Linked DNA regions of Mus musculus: region 2 is linked to region 1. The links are chromatin loops, found by intact Hi-C in ENCODE. Cell type or tissue: heart. All regions are shown on one strand.

Region 1 (8,000 bases):
TGGCTGTACTCTGGGAAGAGCAGTCCCTTCACCTTCCCCGGGCAAAAGTGGAGCTAGCACTCCATGCAAAGACGCCTGCGAGCCAGCCCTTAGGGATGTGAGAACCAGCCCCTCGAAAGCTGCAGCACTTAGGAGAGTGGGCCCTTTACTTTGACTGGGCAGCACAATGGTGCTGGCTCTGGAGGTGTGGGTGCGGGTGAACCATCCAGAAGGCTTGAGAGCCGGGGAGCTGACCCTACCTCCTGCCGGTGGTGACATTGGTGGCTAGATAACTAGTCCTGGTCCAGCTCAGCTACCACCCAGGTCCAGATCTAAGGTTCTGAATTGGGCAACTCCAAAATCTTTATCATCTGCTAAAGGTTGGGCCTCATGAAAGGGCCAGTTCGGTTGATCCAAAACTGCAGGATCTCCGTGACACAGGGCAACAACAGGATGACCAGGAGGACTCCCGGTGAGGATCCCATATTGATGGTGTCACCGGAGCCAGAGATCTCAAACCAGACCAATGACTCACCACAGTGGACATTTGCAAGAGAAGATGTGTGGACAGAGGGATGTACTGTGGGACACACTGTGACACACTACAGCGTCCACAATGAGATGATCGCTATACTTTGTTTATGTTTATGTCTCTTTCTTTTAGGGGAGAAGGTTACAAGTTTCGCAGGCAGATATGAGGGGACCGGGAGATGAGAGGGACTAGGTTGCAAGATATGAAATTAACAAAGAATCGATAAAAAGATTTTTTTAAGGTCGCTAGCCTTACAAAGGGAAGAATTCTCTTCCTGCCAGGATGAAATCACAGGAAGTAGATTTATGTCTCCACCTGGAACAACTAAGCCGGAATAAAATACGTAGATGATGAATCCCGGACACTCGGGAGCAAAGGGCAGTGAGACACGCCAGATGAGAGCCACCCCGTGCACCTGCTGAAGACCTAGAGCAAGACTCCAGCCAGATGACAGCCCACGCTGGGCCTTGGATGCCTTCCTGAGATGAGGAGACAGAGCTGGGGCTCCAAGGAGGCTGGGGAAGCAGTCGGTAGGACCGAGAAACACAGAGAGCAGGCTCTGTAGTACTGACTACTGAGGTCACCCACCGAGGAGAGTGCCCGCCGTGCCTACCAGCCAGAGCAGAAAGTCTCAGAATTCTTGGGCCTCAGCAACAGGGAAATTACCTTGTGTTTAAATGCTGATCCTGGCAAACATGATAAGAGCAAGTCAGAAAGAACCAAATTATTCCTAAATCACTCAACCAGGTTTAGAATAAAGCCAACGTTTATAGCATAAAAAAAAAATCCAGTACCCAAGAAGGCAAATGAAATTGACAACACCTAGCATCATATAAAAATCACTAGATAATAAAAAGGAGGAAAATTCTAGTTATCTTCATATTTTACTTATTTAATTATTTTTGTCTCTGTGTCTATGGTGCTGGGGAACGGCACCCTAGTGCTTTGTACATGAGAATACTTCCCTACAGGAAATGTTAAAGGAAGTTGTTCAAACAGGAGAATATGGGATGCTAGATCCACATAAAGAAATAATAAGCCAACGGAAGTAATAACTGTGTGGGCAAAATAGAACGGCTCCAGTTACTTAAATCACTTTAAAATACAATGAACTATTCAAAGTTGCATAATAATGCTTGATGACTGCAGTGTTCTAAGTCGAGAAAAGATATGTGTCAGCAGCTCAGAAGCCATTGGGGCACAGTGGGGCACAGGGGGGCACACTGTCATGCACTTTTACACTCTTTAAATTTATTTTTAGCTCTCTCTTTCTTTCTGTCTCTGTCTCTCTCTGTGTCTCTCATTGCGCGCGCGCGCGCACACACGTGTGTGTGTGTGTGTGTGTGTGTGTGTGTGTGTGTGTATACTGTCCATAGAGGCCATTAGAGGGCATCAGATCATCAGAGCCCTTGAAACTGGAGTTACAATTATGAGCCACCATGTAGGTGCTGAGAATTGAACCTGGGTCCTCTGGAAGAGCAGCCACCCCCTAGTTCTTACACTCCTGATAAGCGGTATGATATCGCTGTGGTGCTAATGTATATAGTGTATACATAAAGCAACTCCTAGAATCACACTGACCTAACTAGGAAGCCAACACATAACATCTAATATAATTATAGAAAGCCCAGAGAAGTCAGAAAAAGAGAAAGGGGAACAGAGGACAAGAGGAGGGACCAGAGAGAAGGCTGGCTGGCTAAGAGAGATTGCTGTGGAATCGTGAGAACTGGAGTTGGAAGTCTGACGTCTACATAGCAAGCCAGACATCCTGCACAGGCCTGTGACCCAGGGAGACGGAGACGGAGACAGAAAGGTCACTGGGTCCTCTGGGCTTCCAGCCTAGCCAGGAACGTGCAAGCCTCAGGTTCAGGGAGAGAGCCCGACTCAGGGATGGAGAGAGACTGAAGAGAACAGTTAGTGCTCTCTTCTGGCCTTGTGAGTGTGCACAGGCACATTCAGACCTGCATATAAATATGTGCACACACTTAGACACACACACATACAAATAAATAGATCTTTATAAAAATAACAGGTAGAAACAAAATAGTAAAATTATATTAAATGCAAAAGGCCTAAAGACTTCAATCTAAAAGCAGAGACATTCAGATTGAATAATTTTTTAAAAAGAGGGACTGACTTTTGAAAATTTTTAAGATTTAAAAAGTATATGCTATTTAAAAGAAACTCAGTTTTAGTATTAAGAAACATAAATTAAATGTGAAATGATGAAAAAATATAACAGGAGCTAGGTAGATTACATCTCCTTCATATTGTGATCCCCAGCACCTTAGACTGTGATTTTTTTTTGATTTTGAGAGAGTGTCTCTGTGTGTAGCCAAGGTTGAATTCATGATCCTCCTGTCTCAGCCTGCCAAGTGCTGGGATTGGATGTATGCACCGTCACAACGGGTTTACAGCTTTATGTCGAGTGGCTTCTACTTTCTTGTGTAAGATTCTCAACACTGCCACAATGAACATCTTTAAATGTCTTTCCTCTTTCATTAAAAAACCTTTTAAAATATTTTTATTTAGTGTGTGTGTGTGTGTGTGTGTGTGTATGAAGCAAGCACAAATGCGGACGTCAAAAGACTGCTTGCTGGAGTCATTTCTCTCCTTTAACTACATGGGCCTTGAGAATCAAACTCAGGTCATCAGATTCCATGGCTCCTTTACCTGTGGGGACATTCTGCTGTCCCTCCATTGGCATTTTAAAATTTCATTGAGAATTTCATAATATGCATACAATGTATTTGGTTCATATCAACCCCCGCCACTCCAACTCCTCCCATACCCTCCTTGTGTCAGTTCTCCTTCCCAACTCCATGTCCCCTTTCCATGGTCCACTGAGTCTTTTGGCATTTTTTGGGAAATATTTCTATTTTAATTACCCATGTATGCATGTCTGTGTGTGGGTATGTGCATGTGAGTGCAGTGCCAGCAGAGGCCAGCAGAGGGCGCTGGATCCCCTGAAGCTGGCGTTATTCACAATTGGGAGCAACCTCAAGAAGATGCTGGGAATCAAACTCAGGGTCTCTGCAAGAGAATTAGTGTTCCCAACTGCTGTGCTATCTCTCCAGCCCTAGTCAATCCACCATTTACTTACTTACTCGTTTATTGTTATATGTGTGCATGATGTGTGGAGATGTATGCCAGAGATTGTCCTGCCTCTGCCTCTCAAGTGCTGAGTTGGACTCAGACCTGAACACACACACACACACACACACACACACACACACAGAGTGGGGAGGGGGAGAGACAGAGACAGAGAGAGAAAACGAGAGCGGGGGTGGGTGGGGGTGGGTGAGGGACTGGAAGAATGTAAGCATGAGCCAATGAACTATGTCTATTACCTGCTTTCATTTTTCTTTTGGATTTATCTGTGTAGTCCTGGCTGGCCTGGAATTCACAGACATTCTCCTGCCTCTGCCCCTCAAGTGCTGGGATTAAAAGCATGTGCAGAGATGTTCCATCCTACTGCTTTTTAAGAGCTCTTTGTTTATTAAGGATTTAACTTTAGAGTATCAGGTATCTTAGGGTCCCTTGAGGCAAACCATATGTCTGGAAGTCAGATTCCCAAGAGACTGAAGCAACTCTGTCTCTGGCCAGTGGAGGGCAGCAGTGGGCAAGATTCACTTTCAGATCAGAGGGACCTGCATCTGTGTGTGTGTGTGTGTGTGTGTGTGTGTGTGTGTGTGTGTGTGTGTGTGTGTGTGTGTGTATGAGAGAGAGAGAGAGGGGGGGGGGAGGGAGAGGGAGAGGGAGAGGGAGAGGGAGAGGGAGAGGGAGAGGGAGAGGGAGAGGGAGAGGGAGAGGGAGAGGGAGAGGGAGAGGGAGAGGGAGAGGGAGAGGGAGAGGGAGAGGGAGAGGGAGAGGGAGAGGGAGAGGGAGAGAGAGAGAGAGAGAGAGAGAGCTGGAGCCTAGACGCATCAGCTTCTGCTGTGGAGGTGAGGCAGTGCTCCTTCCCAGCCTGACTAGATTTGAGGCTTCTGTGTCTAAACAGACTCCCTGTGGGCTAAACAGTTAAACAGTGCAGGTTAGTAGGCCTGTGAGGACCCACACTATGGGAGAGGCTTGGGAGCGAGGGACCATCGGGATCTAATGGTCAGATTCTGACGGGCTGCCGGATGTTCTACCTGGGGGCCCAGTGGACAGCAGTTTTGCCAAAAAAAGATGGAAGTCTGAAAGCACCAGGCTCAGTTTGAAACTCTAGGGGTGTCCAGTCCCTCGCAGCCTCATCTCTAGGTCCACAGACCCTAAGGCCACTCCTGCCCTGGAACAAGAGTTATCTAAGACTAATTCAGAGCAAGGGGAGGGGTCGTCTCCTTCCTTTGTCTTCCCTGCTGTTCCCCCAACACTGCTACACTCCAGGTCTGATAGAGGGATGGGGAGCCATTTTCTAGCTAGGGTAACCCTGCCTCTCCCTCAGGCTAGGAGTAAGGCAGGCCCAAGGGGGCCCTCACTTGGCTCATGAAGGGAACACAGAGGAATGGCAACTGTGCTCAAGGGACATTGAGACACTTGCCTCAGAGTTACTAGACTCACCAGTGTGGCAGCAGAGAAGGGCTGGCTGGAATGATATGTGGGCCTTGTGGGGGCAGGGGCCAGCAGCTGAGAAGTAACTCATTCCTCAGGGCTCCCCACAGAGTAGGGGAGGGAGGGTGTGGCTGCAGCTCCCTCCCCTCCATCCCAGGCCTGAACGGATCTAGACTCCTGTTCTCTTGCTTATATTGATAATGACAGCAACTACTGCTGTTTACAGACAGCTGCTATGCTGTTCGCCTCCTACTTAGCTCTTCCAGAACATTCTTTCATCAAATCCCACTTAGGTGATTGATAGGTCTACCATCTCTCCTAGGTGACTGCCAGGTGAGGTGACAGAAATGTGCAGGTTTCTGCTGCTTGCTCCAGGTCACAGTAATAAGTCAAAGTCCTCTACTCACTCCAGAAGGCAAGACCTGTCCTCTGGGACCCCCATAACACTGGTTGTTCTGTACCCAATATCGGGCATCTTGGTGTGCATGAAGGTGCCACTGATTGGAAGAGGTCTAGGAAGGTGAGAGAAGAGGCCTTGGGAGTCTGGCTATCTGGACCACCATCGACACTCATAAAAAACCATTGCAAGGGGCTGGAGAGATGGCTCAGCGGGTTAAGAGCACTAACTCCCAGAGGACCTGAGTTCAATTCCCAGCAACCACATGGTGGCTCACAACCATCAGTAATGGGATCTGATGCCCTCTTCTGGTGTGTCTGAAGACAGCTACAGTGAACTCATATACATAAAATAAATAAATCTTTAAAAAAATATTAAAAAAAAAACATTGCAAGCTTCCTTCAGAGACCCGGGATACCTGGTATCCATGAGCCACAATAAAGATGAAGAATGTCTGAGGGTTTGGGGTGCCTTTGTTCACCCCTCAAGCCATGGTCTTCCCAAGGCTGCACATACCTGCAAGTTTTTTTAACTTATGGACTTCATGATATCTTAGTTATGGTTTCTATTGCTGTGATAAACACCATGACCAAAAGCAATTTGGGGAGAAAAGTGTTTAGTTCCGTTTATAGCTTGTAATCCATTATCCAGGAAAGCAGGGGCAGGAATTCAAGGCAGGAACCGAAACAGAAGAGTGGCACTTAGTGGCTTGCTCCAGGTAGCTTGCTTAGTCTGCTTTCTTTTACACCCCAGAACTGTCTATCCAGAGATGGCACCTGCCACAGTGAGCTTGGCCTTCTCACACTGATCAGCGATCAGGAAAAACTCCCACAGACTTGCCTACAGACCCGTAGGTGTGTTCTGAATGAAGACTCCTTCCCAGAAGACCTCAGCTTATGTCAACATGACATAAAAAGAAGCCAGCACACACAGGGCGGGGAAGAATGAAGCCGATGGGTGCGTGGTGGGGATTGAGGAGGGGAGCCCCACAAAATAGCTGGGGCAGGGTCAGCACAAGATGGGCAGAGGCCCTCTGGGGGTTCTTTAAGCCTATGAGGAAAGAGTGGCATGTATGTACATGGAGTGGGATCGGTTGCCAGCAGCTGGCCTGTAGGGTGGAGGGGAAGGTTGAGTGCCTCACCCCTATCTAGCTCCAGAAGGTAGTGGGCAGAGGGTGTGGCTTTCAGAATCTTATCAATTCTAAAGGAATGTGTGGGGCTACAGCAAACCCCAGCTACAGGCAGAGGAGTGGGGTACGAGCTGAGACCTGTCCTGACTACGGGTGGGGAGCCTGGAAGGGCCCTCATCAGGCAGGCTTGGGCCAAGGCCAGCTTTGAGGTGGAATTGGCAGAGAGCCTTAGGCATTCCTGCCCTTTGCATGAGCTGGCCTTTCCTCCCTGCTGCCAGGGTCCACCCCGGCTTCCTCCTCCTTGTTGGCTCTTGCAGATCAACTCATTGGGTTGGTTCTGACTCTGTCATGTCTCCCTTTATCAAAACACAGCATCAGGGTATTTATTGGTTGAAGTGATGTGTGTGTGTGTGTGTGTGTGTGTGTGTGTGTGTGTGTGTGCTTGCATGTTTTAGACAGGGTTGCATATTCAGACCTGTTTGTCCTGGAACTCACTCTGTAGACCAGACTAGCCTTGAACCGCCTTGACCCTGCCTCCCTCCTGAGTACTGTGGTAAAGGCATGTGTCGCCATGCCTGGCCTAAGATCATTTTTAATTGTCGAAATCCACCCAGTGTATATATTTAACCCCTGGTTCACAGTGAGGCTCAGAGAGGATAAAGAACACACCTACATCAGGTGTCTGGCAAACCTCAGAGTCCCAGATCAGATCTACAAACTCACCATCCAGCTCCAAGGCTGACCCACGTTCCGCTTCTCCACACTGGGGCTTCAGTGAGACTGATGTCTGAAGCTTATGGTGTGTCCAGTCTGTTCCTGGAGCCATAAGTTAATATCTCACGGTCTCAGCTTATCTTGCCCTTGGTTGGGGTACGAGTTACCTTTCTTGCCCCTGTAACAAAATGCCCGACAAAGCAACACAAGAAAGGGGGAGTTACTCTGGCTCGAGGTTTGAGGGTTCAGCTCATCATGGCTAGGAAAATCAAGCAGCAGATTTATGAGGTAGGTGGTGTGGTGGTTTGCATAGGTAGGGCCCCCATAGACTCCTGTGTTTGAGTGCTTGGCACGTAGGGAGTGGCGCTATTAGGACGTGTGGCCTTGTTGGAGGAAGTGTGTCAGTGTGGGAGATGGGCTTTGAGGTCTCAAGCTACACCCAGTGTGGCTCACAGTCTCCTTCTGCTGCCTGTGGATCAAGATGTAGAACTCTCAGCTCCTCCTCCAGCACCATGTCTGCCTGCCTGCTGCCATGCTTCCTGCCCTGATGATGATGGACTGAACCTCTGAAACTGTAAGCCAGTCTCAATGGAATGCTTTTCTTTATAAGAGCTGCCATGGTCATGGTGTCTCTTCACAGCAATAAAACTCAAACTAAGACAGATAGTCACACTGTGTGCACAGTAAGGGAGAGTGGTGGTGCACACCTTTGATCC
Region 2 (8,000 bases), 240 kb after region 1:
GTGGGAGAGCTGGCTGGTATGTTCCCAGATCTGGTGCAAGGTTCCTCCTCCAGGGTTTCGTGGACCCTGCAGAAGTTGGATCTGTCATCCAACTGGAAGCTGAAGATGGCTAGTCCTGGGTCCCTCCAGGGTCTCCAGGTGGAGATTCTGGACCTGACAAGAACACCACTGGATGCCGTGTGGCTGAAGGGCCTGGGACTTCAGAAACTCGATGTCTTGTATGCACAGACTGCCACGGCCGAGCTGGCTGCTGAGGCTGTTGCCCACTTTGAGCTGCAGGGCTTGATTGTGAAAGAAAGCAAGATAGGATCTATATCTCAGGAGGCTCTGGCTTCCTGCCACAGCCTGAAGACCTTGGGTCTTTCAAGCACTGGCCTAACCAAGCTTCCACCAGGCTTCCTGACTGCCATGCCTAGGCTTCAGCGACTGGAGCTGTCCGGAAACCAACTGCAGAGCGCCGTGCTGTGCATGAATGAGACGGGAGATGTGTCAGGACTCACGACTCTGGATCTGTCAGGCAACAGGTTGCGCATCCTGCCTCCAGCCGCCTTCTCCTGCTTACCCCACTTGCGAGAGCTGCTGCTTCGGTACAACCAGCTGCTTTCCCTGGAGGGATACCTATTCCAGGAGCTCCAGCAACTAGAGACCTTGAAGCTGGATGGAAACCCCCTGCTTCACCTGGGTAAGAACTGGTTGGCGGCTCTGCCTGCATTGACCACCCTTAGCTTGCTAGATACCCAAATACGGATGAGCCCAGAGCCTGGCTTCTGGGGAGCAAAGAATCTGCATACCTTGAGCCTGAAGCTTCCCGCTCTCCCTGCTCCGGCAGTATTGTTCCTGCCCATGTATCTGACCAGCTTAGAGCTTCATATAGCCTCAGGCACGACGGAGCACTGGACGCTGTCCCCAGCGATCTTTCCTTCCTTGGAGACCTTGACTATAAGCGGCGGGGGACTGAAGCTGAAGCTGGGGTCCCAGAATGCTTCTGGGGTCTTCCCTGCTCTCCAGAAGCTCTCCCTGCTTAAGAACAGCTTGGATGCCTTCTGCTCCCAGGGTACCTCCAACCTTTTCCTCTGGCAGCTCCCCAAACTTCAGTCCTTGAGGGTATGGGGTGCTGGAAACAGCTCCAGACCCTGCCTTATCACTGGGCTGCCCAGCCTACGGGAGCTGAAGCTGGCGTCGCTTCAGTCCATAACCCAGCCCCGTTCGGTGCAGCTGGAGGAGCTGGTGGGTGACCTTCCACAGCTCCAGGCCTTAGTGCTATCCAGCACAGGCCTCAAGTCACTGTCGGCTGCTGCTTTCCAGCGCCTGCACAGTCTCCAGGTCTTAGTGCTAGAATACGAGAAGGACTTGATGCTGCAGGACAGTCTGAGGGAGTACAGCCCTCAGATGCCCCACTATATATACATTCTGGAGTCAAACCTGGCCTGCCACTGTGCCAATGCGTGGATGGAGCCATGGGTTAAGCGGTCCACTAAAACGTACATATACATAAGAGACAATCGCTTATGTCCAGGACAAGACAGGCTCTCTGCTAGGGGTTCCCTTCCCTCCTTTCTCTGGGACCACTGCCCCCAGACGTTGGAGCTGAAACTCTTTTTGGCTAGTTCTGCCTTGGTGTTCATGCTAATTGCCTTGCCTCTCCTCCAAGAAGCCAGGAACTCTTGGATCCCCTACCTGCAGGCCTTGTTCAGGGTTTGGCTCCAGGGTCTGAGGGGTAAGGGAGACAAGGGGAAGAGGTTCCTTTTTGATGTATTCGTGTCCCACTGCAGGCAAGACCAGGGCTGGGTGATAGAGGAACTTCTGCCTGCTCTGGAGGGCTTCCTTCCAGCTGGCCTGGGCCTGCGCCTCTGTCTCCCCGAGCGTGACTTTGAGCCTGGTAAGGATGTAGTTGATAATGTGGTAGATAGCATGTTGAGCAGCCGTACCACACTCTGCGTGTTGAGTGGGCAGGCCCTGTGTAACCCCCGATGCCGCCTGGAGCTCCGCTTGGCCACCTCTCTCCTCCTGGCTGCCCCGTCCCCTCCAGTGTTGCTGCTAGTCTTCTTGGAACCCATTTCTCGGCACCAGCTTCCGGGTTACCACAGACTGGCTCGGCTGCTTCGAAGAGGAGACTACTGTCTGTGGCCCGAGGAAGAGGAGAGAAAGAGTGGGTTCTGGACTTGGCTGAGGAGCAGGCTAGGGTAGCCATAGCCAGCACTGGTGTGGGGTGGTGCATGTGAATTTTGGGGTGGGGTTGGGGGAAGGGAAGCAAGCCTGCCTGTCAAGGAGTTGGTGTGTTTGTAGGTGCAGGGTCGGGGACAGTGGGTCTAAGAGGCTGAAGTCAGCCTTTTGCAGCGCAGGAATCCACGTGCTGTGAACACAGGTTTTGGGGGGCCTGGAGGTTGAATGAGGAAAACTGAGAGATGGAAGGTGTCCGCGGGGTATGTGACATTCCCAAGATCTTCAAATCCTCAGTAAACTTGCTAAATTCATGAAATGCGTGGCATGGTTGAACTTTTTATTTAGTAGAAATGCAAGGGGCAGAAAGCAAAGCGGGAAATGAAGGTGGAAATTCATGGGCACGCTAGGAAGGAGGGAAGGCTTTCCTAAGCTACAGAACTTGGGGCCAGGTCAAGTTCAGCCTGACCTTCGTGCGCCAGTGGGTCTTTTTGCATCAAGTGCCATAGAGGCTGTTTAGTTTCACTTCTGTGCATGTGATAAAACACCCAGGCCAAATCAACTTAAAGGAAGAAAGGGTTTTTATTTGTTTGTTTGTGGTCCCCTCCTCAACAATTTCAGGTTGCACTCTGTCGAAGTGGGACGTCAAGGCAGAAATTCAAGGCAGGCTTGCTTGTTATTTCACACAGCATTATCGTCCAACCAAGGAGCTCACTTCACAGGCAAGAAGTACAGCAAGAACCATGGAGGTGCCACTTGCGAGCCGGCTTATGCTCAGCCTGCTTTCTTATCGGGTTCAAGGCCACTGCCTAGGATTGGTGTGGCTAACACTGGATGTGTTTCTCCAAATGACAATCAAGACAAGTCCTCCCACAGACATACCCCCAGGCCAATCTGTTCTAGGCAATTTCTCAGTTGCGATTTTCCTCTCAGGTGACTTTAGGCTATGACAGAGTTGACAGCTGAGGTCCAAACAACTGGGAGGCAGACAGATCATTTCTCCTTCCGGGAACACATGAAGCTGTGTTCTCATGTAGTGCATCCTCCTGAGCCTCAGAGAAACACCGTCACCCTGGATGCTCCAGCTGTATGGCACCAGCCACGTGTGGCTCCCAGAGCACCTCGCTCTCGAGAACCCTCGCCCCCGGGCCTTTGCACATTCTGCTTCCTTACGAACAACACCTTTCCCTGAGCACCTGCACAACAGCCTGTAAGGTTAAGCTCAGCCATCAGTCGCTTTCTCCAGAGGTCTGTGCTGAGCTCCCAGCCTGGGACAGCATTTTGGAAGAAAGTACTATATTAAGATTTTTCTCTTTTTCTCCTCCTCTCACCCCGAACCCCAGCCTAGCCTAGCTTTGGATCTCTCTAAGTAACCGAGGATGGCTCCGAACTCCCAATCTTCTTGCCTCCGAATTTCCAGTGCCAGGATTATGGGTGTGTGGATTATCTGGCCCAGCTTTATTTTTCTTTTTCTCTTCAAAATCGTACCTATCTCTGAAGCTAGATTGCCTACTTTTTAAACTATGTGGCTTTCGTATGTTAGTTTGTACCTCAGTTTCCTGCTCTGTAAAATGGAATAGCACCACCCCCCACCCCCAGTATTTTGTGAGACTTAAATGGGTTAATGTGATTGAAAGAATAAGAAAACCACCCAGTTTATCACACATGTGTTCAATAGGAGTTTATTATTACGGGACTGAATTCATAATCTATATTCGATGATAATAATCCATACTGTTCTTGACAAGGACCTGAGTTTGCACTAGCAACTCACTTTGGGGCAGGTGCTCATTACCACCTCTAACTCCAGCTCCAGGGAACCTGACGTCCTCTTCTGGTCTCAGAGTATACTGGCACTCATGTGAACATGCCAGACTTAACACATGCACGTAATTAAAAAAATAAGAATCCTAAAAAAATTAAAACGATGTTTTATATTACTACATTTGTATCATTTATAAGCAAATACTCATATGTTGGAAACATGTGCCCTGGAAGTGTGTTTTACGGCTAGGAGTACTTGATCCTGTGAGTTTGGAGACTGGGTCCTGAAGCAAAGACGAAGACTGATGTCTTTATCCTCAGAGCCTAGTCCTGTCAGCGGAAAAGATTCACATTGGCAAATGCAGCATGCCGCCAAAACAGGCAGAACCCGAGGTTTATTCTGGCTGGGATTTGGTCTCTTAGGGATTATTTTATTTTATTTTTTTAAATTTCCACTTCTAAAAGGCTAGGTTTTAATTAGACAAAGGCAAAGAGACATCTTACAATCCCAGGCTGGATTTAGGGTGAGGTGCGCCCTCTTGTGACCTAATAGCATATTTCTCTTTCTGCGCACTAGCTCCGTTTGTTTCAGCTCCTTAGGATAGAATGGCTGATGTGGAGGTCTCACAGGTCCCTGCAAAAGTGTCTTTCCACTTTCAGACGCAAACACTCTATCCAACACACTCAGCCCACTCAGCCCTCCTTACGGTGTCAATGTTTACCCAAGTCCTTAGCTTCTTCTTCATGAAATGTCAGGCAGCAAGCAATGTAACTTCTGGGGTTTTAGGATTTCAAATTCCAGCCTTGGTACTTACTGTGCATATGATTTTGAGCAGGCTAATTTATTTATATCTCTAAGCTTCCATCCTTTTCATAAAATGGGGTAACAGTACCAACCTCACAGAGCTTCGGGAACAATTGAACAAGGTGTACTAATGTAACCTGTTAATACCAGCACACTACATACGCTAAGTAAATCACTGATATATTAAGCAATGAATCAGAAGCCGGGTGGCAGTGGTGCAGAGGCAGAGGCAGAGGCAGGTGGATCTCTTGAGTTTGAGGATAGCCTGGTCTACAGAATGAGTTCGAGGACAGCCAGGATTACACAGAGAAACCCTATCTCAAAAAACAAAATAAAACAAAACAAAACAAGTCAGAATATAATTTCTTTTCTTTCTTTTTTTCTTTTTAGTTTTTTTTTTTTTTTTTTTGAGACAGGGTTTTATGTGTAGCCCTGGCTGTCCTGAAACTCACTCTGTAGACCAGGCTGGCCTTGAACTCAGAAATCCGCCTGCCTCTGCCTCCCAAGTGCTGGGATTAAAGGCATGCGCCATCACTGCCCGGCTAGAATATAATTTCTAGCTAAGGAATTTGAAGTGAGTTACTAAAACTAAGATGTAGAATTCCCCCAAATGCAATACTAGCTGACGTAGTGAGCCCTTTCCCAATGCTAGCTACTGTCAAATTTGCTCAAGTTTCATGGGTCTCAATAGAAATAATAGCCAGTAGTCGTTCAACCTTATGAACGCCAGGAGGGAGACAAGCTCTTCACAAACTTTGCATATTTTTTTCCCAACAACACTCAAAGGAAGATTTCAGTATTATTACACCCATTCTCCAGACGAGGAAACTGAAGCCTTAGCAGTTTAGGGGAGTATCTTAGTTTGGGATTTCCATTGCTATAAAGAGACACCATACACCAAGGCAACTTTTATAAAGGACAACCTTTAATTGGGGCTGGCTTACAGGTTCAGAGGTTCAGTCCATTATCATCATGTCTGGAAGCATGGCAGCATCCAGGCAGGCATGGCGCTGGAGGAGCTGAGAATTCTTTTTTTTTTAAAAGATTTATTTTATTAATATATGTAAGTACACTGTAGCTGTCTTCAGACACTCCAGGAGAGGGCGTCAGATCTTGTTGTGGATGGTTGTGAGCCACCATGTGGTTGCTGGGATTTGAACTCTGGACCTTTGGAGGAGCAGTCAGGTGCTCTTACCCACTGAGCCATCTCACCAGCCCGGAGCTGAGAATTCTACACCTTGTTCTGAAGGCAAACAGAAGACTCTTTCCAGGCAGCTAGGAAGAGCGTCTTAAAGCCCACCCCCACAGTGACACACTTCCTCCAACAAGGCCACACCTCCTCATAGTGCCACTCCCTGGGCCAAGGATATTCAAGTCACCACAGGGAGGTAGCACAATTGATAAGGTACCTGCCACATGTTCAATAAGGGTCTCAGTTCAGGTCCTCAGCATTCATATAAAAGCCAGGAGTGTCAGTGCCATAGGTAACGCCTGTACTGGCAAGTGGGATGGGGAGGCAGAGACAGGCAGATTCCCAGAGCTCATGGGTTAGCTAACCTAGCTGGATCCTTCAGTTCAGTAAGAGACCCTCACTCTAGTAATCAGGGTGGAGAATGCTCCAAAAAGGGCATTCATTTTGACCTCAGGCCTCCACAGGCACATGCACCTGCATGCACAGTGCATCTATCCACACAAACATGTTTACAAAAGAGGCGTTTGGAGTTTGCTGGAGGCTTTGCAGCTAGGGAGTATCAAGGCATAGATCCCACATTGAAAGCAAGTGGCTGGACTCCATGTTTTACCTACATATTATCTTTAATCTCCCAGGAACCTACCCTGAGATGGAGGTTTTGTTCTGTCACCTAAATTTTACAGCTGAAAAAAAAAAAAGACAATCGTGATGGAGTTGTTTGTTTGTTCAAGGACATACAGATGGGATGTATGAATTGGGGTTTGAATCTATGGCTGACTGACTACAAGACCCACATTTCCAGCTTCCTATTAGATGGCTCATACCTCAAGAGTATTTACAGTGTTTATCATAGGGTTTCTATTGCTATGACAAAACGCAGTGACCAAAGCAACTTGGGGAAGAAAGGGTTTATTCGGCTTACACTTCCACGTTGTAATCTGTCACTGGAGGGAGCCAGGATAGGAACTCCCACAAAGCAGGAACCTGGAGGCAGGAGCTGATGCAGGGGCCATGGAGGAAACGCTGCTTACTGGCTTGCTCAGTCTGCTTTCTTACAGAACCCTAGACCACCGGCCCAGGGGTAGCCCCACCCACAATTGCCTGAGCCCTCCACTATCAATCATTACGAGAAAGTCCCGCAAGTTCTCCCATAGTCCCTCTTATGAAGGCATCTTCTTCACGGAATCTCTCTTTTCTCTGATGACTCAAGCTCGTGTCAAGTTCGCATGAAACTAGCCAGGACCGTGGAACAAAGCAACTAAGTATTACACTAAGATTATTCAGCTACAGGGATTAACGTGTTTCTGACACCCAGGGATTCAAACTCCGTAAGACTAATTTACATAAAAATGGCTAGTATCTGCTATCTATAGTTGGATCCTGGATCCGAATTAACAGTTCTAGGTTTATTGCCTCACTGATGCCTCACATAAACCTGTCACATGAATGCTATTATTCTTACTTCACAAGTGAAGAGGTGAGATATAGAACTCTGCCAAACCACTCAACTAAGTTGTGAATTTGTGAATTTGAAATTGTAGTTACAACAGACAAACTCTCTCTTGCCCAATAGATGGTCACTGTATTCACCCTCTTTCCTTTTTTTATTATTTTTCCCTACTCTCTCCAGCTCAACCCAGGGGGCCCCACGCTTCTTCAGTAGACCCCGACCCCACGCCCTTCTAATCTAGACTCCACCCAGTAGGCGGCACCGTCACCGCAGAACCAATGGAAGAGAATAGTATCGAGCTACACCCCCCCAGGCATTGGCCCTGCAAGATTTGTTCCGGTACCAGAGCGCCTGAGAAGATGAGGCACTCATTGGCTGACGTCATCTGAGAGGCGGCCGATAGAGGAGTGGCCACCGGTGCTCGCGCGTTGCCTTTTGGGAGTTGTGGTCTCAGAGATCGGGTTCCAGGGCTGGCGGCGCTGGGACTATGCGTCCCAGCATCCCCTGCAAGAGCCCGGGAGCACTTCCGGCCTGTTGAGAAGTGGGTGTCTCTGTGGGTGAGTCTGGGTGGCGGATGGGGTGCAGTTGAGAATCAGGCGCTGGGCTGGAGGCTTTGGAGGTGGTGGTAC

What was found. A loop is a pair of places that touch in the nucleus more often than their neighbours do. Peaks named below come from ENCODE experiments on the same cell type or tissue, not always from the same donor. Only the 100,000 strongest peaks of a DNase experiment are listed, where the experiment ranks them.
Region 2: a loop joins it to region 1, with 13 times the contacts of the local background. A loop is called at or near these places in 20 of 42 quality-filtered maps.

Annotation. Positions count from the first base shown.
Region 1 is chr4:128,854,537-128,862,536 of GRCm38, reverse strand. No RefSeq gene overlaps it. Among named protein-coding and RNA genes, the nearest start is that of Gm33814, 18 kb to the left of the region's middle. In heart, CTCF peaks have their summits at 3,445 (motif pointing right) and 4,088 (motif pointing right); DNase peaks (open chromatin) are centred at 4,090 and 6,706; H3K27ac peaks cover 926 bases; H3K27me3 peaks cover 152 bases.
Region 2 is chr4:128,609,922-128,617,921 of GRCm38, reverse strand. It overlaps Zscan20 (zinc finger and SCAN domains 20), which reads left to right and starts at 7,824. Exons shown (of 8, transcript NM_177758.4): 1 at 7,824-7,928. It overlaps Tlr12 (toll-like receptor 12), which reads left to right. Exons shown (of 1, transcript NM_205823.2): 1 at 1-2,476. The coding sequence ends at 2,187. In heart, CTCF peaks have their summits at 4,463 (motif pointing left) and 7,596 (motif pointing right); DNase peaks (open chromatin) are centred at 6,992 and 7,751; H3K4me3 peaks cover 1,096 bases; H3K27ac peaks cover 2,167 bases; H3K27me3 peaks cover 2,555 bases.